2 separate regions of the Homo sapiens genome follow, and region 1 is linked to region 2. A link is an interaction called in ENCODE POLR2A ChIA-PET data of the cell type or tissue named here. Cell type or tissue: OCI-LY7. All regions are shown on one strand. Each heading gives the region's core, and the rest is flanking DNA. Links, peaks and the distances in the headings are about the cores only.

The links. ChIA-PET counts read pairs that join two places held together with the same protein. Peaks named below come from ENCODE experiments on the same cell type or tissue, not always from the same donor. Only the 100,000 strongest peaks of a DNase experiment are listed, where the experiment ranks them.
Region 1: POLR2A ChIA-PET joins it to region 2 with 12 read pairs; 5 of 35 experiments call an interaction of 5 or more read pairs at or near these places.

What each region holds. Positions count from the first base shown.
Region 1 is chr5:124,773,494-124,776,426 of GRCh38, reverse strand. No RefSeq gene overlaps it. Among named protein-coding and RNA genes, the nearest start is that of ZNF608, 28 kb to the right of the region's middle. In OCI-LY7, for the core only: no CTCF peak of the experiment used is centred there; no DNase peak of the experiment used is centred there.
Region 2 is chr5:124,823,963-124,826,895 of GRCh38, reverse strand. No RefSeq gene overlaps it. Among named protein-coding and RNA genes, the nearest start is that of ZNF608, 79 kb to the right of the region's middle. In OCI-LY7, for the core only: no CTCF peak of the experiment used is centred there; DNase peaks (open chromatin) are centred at 745 and 1,195; H3K4me3 peaks cover 1,649 bases; H3K27ac peaks cover 2,088 bases.

The sequences.
Region 1 (2,933 bases), core at 215-2,714, 50 kb after region 2:
ACTCAATCCATTAACAGGTTCTGATGGGCCTGCCTCCAAAATAGAACTTGAATCTGTCCATTCCTCTCCCTCTTCACTGCCAGCATCCTGGTCCAGGCCATCATCATCTTGCTTCTGCACAACCACAGTAGCCTGATAGTCTATGTCTACAATGGCCACCCTCCAATTAATTCTTCATGAGTTAGCAACAGTGATCTTTTAAAAAGTGCATGTCACTTTTCTGCTTTAAACTCTGTAATATCTCATCAAGTTGTATACAATAAATATGTACAGCTTTTTGTATGTCAAAAAAACCCTCTAATAATATCTTCTCATCACAATTAGAATAAAATTCAAGTTTCTGAACATGTCCTACATAACCTGGTATCTGCTTACCTCTCTGACTTCACTTTATACATTTAACTCACTTTGTTTACTATTATTGAACTCCTTTCTTTTCCCGTAACAAGAAGAACTTATGCTTTGTATATGTTATTCTCTCCCCCAGTAATTTCCCATGTATGGCTTCTTTTTTATGTCCGAATTCAACTATCATTTCCTTAGAAAGGCTTTCAGTGACTTCCCTAGCTAATCTGCCCCAGACCACCAACTTAGTCATTACTTCTCACATAAGCATTTATAATGATCATATTTGTTTGATTTGGTTTTTTCACTTTGTTCCTCCAACCAGAAGGTAAGCTCCATGAGGCTTTCTTAGCTGATTCAACATTACTCCCCCCGTGCCTACCACAGTGCCTGACACATTGTCAGTAGTAAATATATATGCTCCTTGAAGTCATAATGAAGATTGAGTGAGTGAGTGAATGAGAGTGATGAGATCATGGTTTTTTTCACTTAGGTGAAATGCACATAACATAAAATTAACAATTTTAAAGTGAAGAACCAGTGGCATTCAGTACATTCACAATGTTCAATTACCATCTCTATCTAGTTCCAAAACATTTTCATCACTCCAAAATAAAACCTCATACCCATTAAGCAGTTACATCCCATTCTCTCCTCCCCTTAGTCTCTGACAACAACCAATCTGCTTTCTGTGTCTATGGATTTACCTATTCTGAATACTTCGTATCATTGAATCATATGATATATGACCTTTTCTCTCTGGCTTCTTTTACTTAGCATAATGTTTCTGAGGTTCATCCACATTGCAGCATATATCAGTGTTTTGTTCCTTATTGTAGTTGAATAATATTCCATTATATGGACATACTTAAATTTGTTTAGCCATTTGTCCCTCCATTTGTGCCTCCATTTTAGCCATTTGTCTGTGATGGACATGGGTTGTTTCCACCTTTTGGCTATTGTGAATACTGCTGCTACAAACATTGTATGTTTCCTTTTAACAGGTCCCAAACCCCATTTTGGAATTTGGGGTATGGGCAGTGATTTCTAGAGTATAAACTCACTCAGTTTTTGCGTGTTTCTTATTTGTTAGCATATCTCTCATACCCAAGGATTTCTCAGAGTCATTGAGAGTAGCTTTGTGATCATATCTGCTTAATTATCACAGAATTCTCAGCTAAGTTGTTTACTCTGTGGATTCATAGAGCAGGTCCCAAACTCAATAGGGCTGGAGACGGAACTAGGGGTAGGCAGGAAGAGATTAAGGGGAAGGGTGGTACGTGTAGTTAAAATTATAACTTTTTAAAAAAATGCATATTGCAAGATAATCATTTTACTCATTCTGTGATGAACTCTGTTTTCGTAAGAAATGTCAGAAGCTGTCAATTCTTACTGAATTATGCACTTGGAGTCCCTTGGTGGTATGTTCAATGCTATCTCCAGTGTTAGAAAGTTTTAATCTGCAATTAGATATATTATTAAGCCATTAAAATATCATTGCATTTTAATGATTTGAATCTATGAAAATATGTAAATTAGTAATGGCTTATTAAACTTTACAATTTCTGGTTATTGTAAAAAAAATCTGTACATTATAAGATGTTGAGGGGGGAGCCTTTTGTGTATTTTATTACATTATTCTTCAGTGAAGATGACAAGAATAAAAATGCCCATGCAATTGCTAATTTTTAAAAATAAGTACATTAGCTATTATGAACTGAAAGTATTTCCATGAAAGCCAAGTGCAAACAGTTGTTTAGGTCTAAGCACTTTATCTCAATCCCTGGCACTCTATTTTGTGCTTTGGAAAGCTCTACTCAATTCAGAACATAAATTTAGAAAAGGTTTCCTCCCTGAAACCCTCTGAAAGCCTGTAGTTATGGTGGTTACTTAAATTATTATTTCCATAGCTACGCTGGCTTCTAGCCACAGCTCAAATGCATATCAACAAGCTTGGTGTGAAAATGGAAAGGGAGGGAAAAAAAAAAAAAAAAAAGAAGAGACAGGACACTAATTTTTCTTCTTCAGAGTAGGAGGTATAATGTCTTTATAAAGTAATAATTAAAAGAAAAACAATTACTGGAACCTTATCTGGACCATGCAGCTGTACTTCCTCCTTTTACATTAGCAGTGTTTCTAAGGTTATGACAAACCATGAAAATTGCATCTTTAGGGGAGTTTTATTCCTTTTCCTATGATTTGATTGAAACAGACAGCTACATTTTGTGTATATATAATTAGGCAGTAAAATAGGCTTTGAAGGCAGGTTTCCATTTAGTATGTGAGTCACACACACAACAGTCTTTCATTCAACAGCCAAAGACTGATCTTTTTAATGCTTCAACTCACTCAACATGTTTTTTGAATGCTACATCTTGCACTGAGGGGAAAAAAAGAAAAGAAAAAAAATCAGCTTTTAGCCCATATTTCTTTCTTTTCTTTTTTTTTTTTTTTATCTTCTTTCCAAAGAAAAAACAATCTGAAAAACCAATCTGGGAAGTCTTTGGTGATTTAACCTTATGACAAACTGATTTTTATCGTCTTTTTTCCAGATTGTCGTTCGGGGCACCAGTGAATGCTGCACCAGT
Region 2 (2,933 bases), core at 208-2,707:
GTGGCTCATGCCTTGTAATCCCAGCACTTTTGGCAGCCAAGGTGGACAGATCACGAGGTCAGGAGTTCAAGACCAGCTTGGCCAACATGGTGAAAACCCATCTCTACTAAAAATATAAAAAGTAGCCCGGCGTGGTGGCACGCACCTGTAATCCCAGCTATTCAGGAGGCTGAGGCAAGAGTATCACTTGAACCTGGGAGACGGAGGTTGCAGTGAGCCAAGATCATGCCATTGCACTCCAACCTGGGTGACAGAGTGAGACTCTGTCTCAAAAAAAAAAAAAATTTAATCCTATTACTATCTTATGAATAGCATAATTATGCTGCATTTGATATTTTGTGGGTAAAAGCATTTAATTTGTAAATATGTAAGTTTCTAAATTACTTTAATGTTTATAAGCCTGTCTTAGTCATTCTCCATTTTTAAGTTAAACCAAGTCTATCAAAAATACAAGGTAGTCTTGGTCTCTCTCCTGTGCTCAAATAACTTGGCCTAATTATGTGGTTGGCTTTACAGACAACTGAAAAACCGTGTATAAAGATTATGCATTTACTTTTTTACAGAAAGTTGAATTGTATGTCTCTTACACTACTCTTGCCATACTCCATCTCTCTCATCACCCTTCCCAAGTCTAACTAGCAAAAAGTTAAGTTACATAAAGTAATATTTTAAAGCTAGTGGGTCTGTGCATTCTAAATACACAAGACACTGGAATGGCCTATCAGTTCCTCTTCTCCCTCCCCATCCCCCACTTTTATTTTACTCTTTTGAGAATCAGTGAGGCCACACTTACTGAGTGTTACTGAGGCTTTTCAGGCCACTTGAATATCTACATCATAGCAATATTGCACCTCAAAGAAACTGTTCTCAGCATAGATGGGAAAAAAATCACTCACTTGAGCAAATGATCGGACAAAATTGTACAAAAACATTTTTAAAACTGCTAGGGTTTGAACATTTATCCCCTCTAAAACCCACATGGAAATTTAATTCCCAATGTGGCAGTATTGACAGGTGGAAATTTTAAGTTGATTGGGTTATAAGGGCTCTGCCATCCTTAATGGATTAATCTATGTATGGATTAATGGGTTCATGGATTAATGGGTTATCACTGGAGTGGGACTGGTGGCTTTATAAAAAGAGGAAGAGAGACCTGAGCTAGCATGCTCAGCCGCCTCACCATGTGATGCCCTGCACCACCTGGGGACTCTGTAGAGAGTCCTAGCAGCAAGAAGGCTCTCGCCAGGTGCAGCCCCTAGATCTTGGACTTCTTGGCCTCCATAATTATAAGAAATAAATTCATTTTCTTTATAATTTACCTAGTTTCAGGTATTCTGTTATAAGCAACAGAAAGTGGAAGAAAATACAAACAGTTGCAAGCATAGATAGTAGTGGAAAGATATATCTTTGTGGTGAATATTTCCCCAATTCAATTCTCAATGACTTCACAATGTGAATGGGTGCTGTGTACTTCAGCTTCCGTGTTTAATGTGCTTATTTGTAAGATGTAAATCATATATACCTCATGGGAGTTGTTCGCAAAATTCAATAAAAATAACCTGTTTACCAAGCAGAGCCCCTACCATGCAGAAGATACTAAATCAGTTATTTTCCTCTCGTCCTCCTTAAAAATTAGTTTCAAAATCCATTTCAAATATTCAAAGCTACTTGTAGACTCCAAAATCTACATTTAAATCAAGAAAACACGGTAAAAAGGTGGTCAATAATGCTGACCCTTAATGAAAGTACCACACTGTTTTGAGAGTATAGATCCCCTCTTCATGGATTTTGTGTCTCATAGCTTCTTATTGCAAGTAAACAAGAGCCTTTTGTGGTAATCTCTCCCACGTGAGCAATGGGAACAGATTGTTTTCAATCTAACACAAACAAGAAATTGCTTAAGTAAAGGTAGTGACTGTATGAATCATAAACCACTTTCTCAGATAACAGCCATTATGTAAGTCTGTGGATAAATTTGACAATTTTTATTTCATTGCCTTTTGACAGCCCTTTAGAAGGGTTTAAGAGAACAAGATCTGACTACAGCTTTCAAAAATTCATCACTGAATATTTGTTACCCTTGCTCCCTGTGATAGCTGAAGAACTAAGATAATGCCCTTCAAATGGAGATAAATTACAATCTTTCAAAAGATTATCACGGGCTTAATCGAGTTTGCTCCAGCAGCTGAACAGCCTGTGACCTTGTTAGTTACACAACAAACATATCTGTTACTTTATGTTTCTATAGGTAGCGGGGTAGAACCTTTAAACTACATGTTTTCTGTATATAAAATGACAGATTTTTTTAGATAAAACAGAAGATGTTTTATTTTAAAAGAATATACCAAGCTACTTCATATATTTAGTGTAATTTTTTAATGATTTGTGTTGAAATAACTTCAGAATTACCAAAAAGTTGAGAAAATAATATAAAGACTATATGGATACCTCTCACTCAGATTCCTCAAATGTTAAAATTTTATAGATGTGTAGTGTGATTTAAAAGAGGACGATGATTCCTGATTCAGAAACAGGAGTCTTGTATAATTCTGTGATAACATATTATATGTCTAATAAAGGCATAGGGATTTCACATTGAAAATAATTTAGGAGAATGTTAGAGAATCCACATTCTCAATTTCTTTGAAAGAAATCAACTGACAACTTTTACATATAAATGTAACTAACTGCAGGTGTATGAACACATCCCAGCATATGGTCCAGTTTATGAAAACTACAATACTACATCTTGGGAAATTAAAGTACTTTTATCCTGAATATAATGTTACAAATAGCATGGAAATCAGCACTTCGGGTGTTCCAGGATGTCAGCACATCAGCAGTTATACCAGAGTGCCAGCCTTCAACAGAAGGGAGGGAGAGTTTGAATGGAATTAATTATTAAATGGTAACATTTAATCCTAGATCCTTAT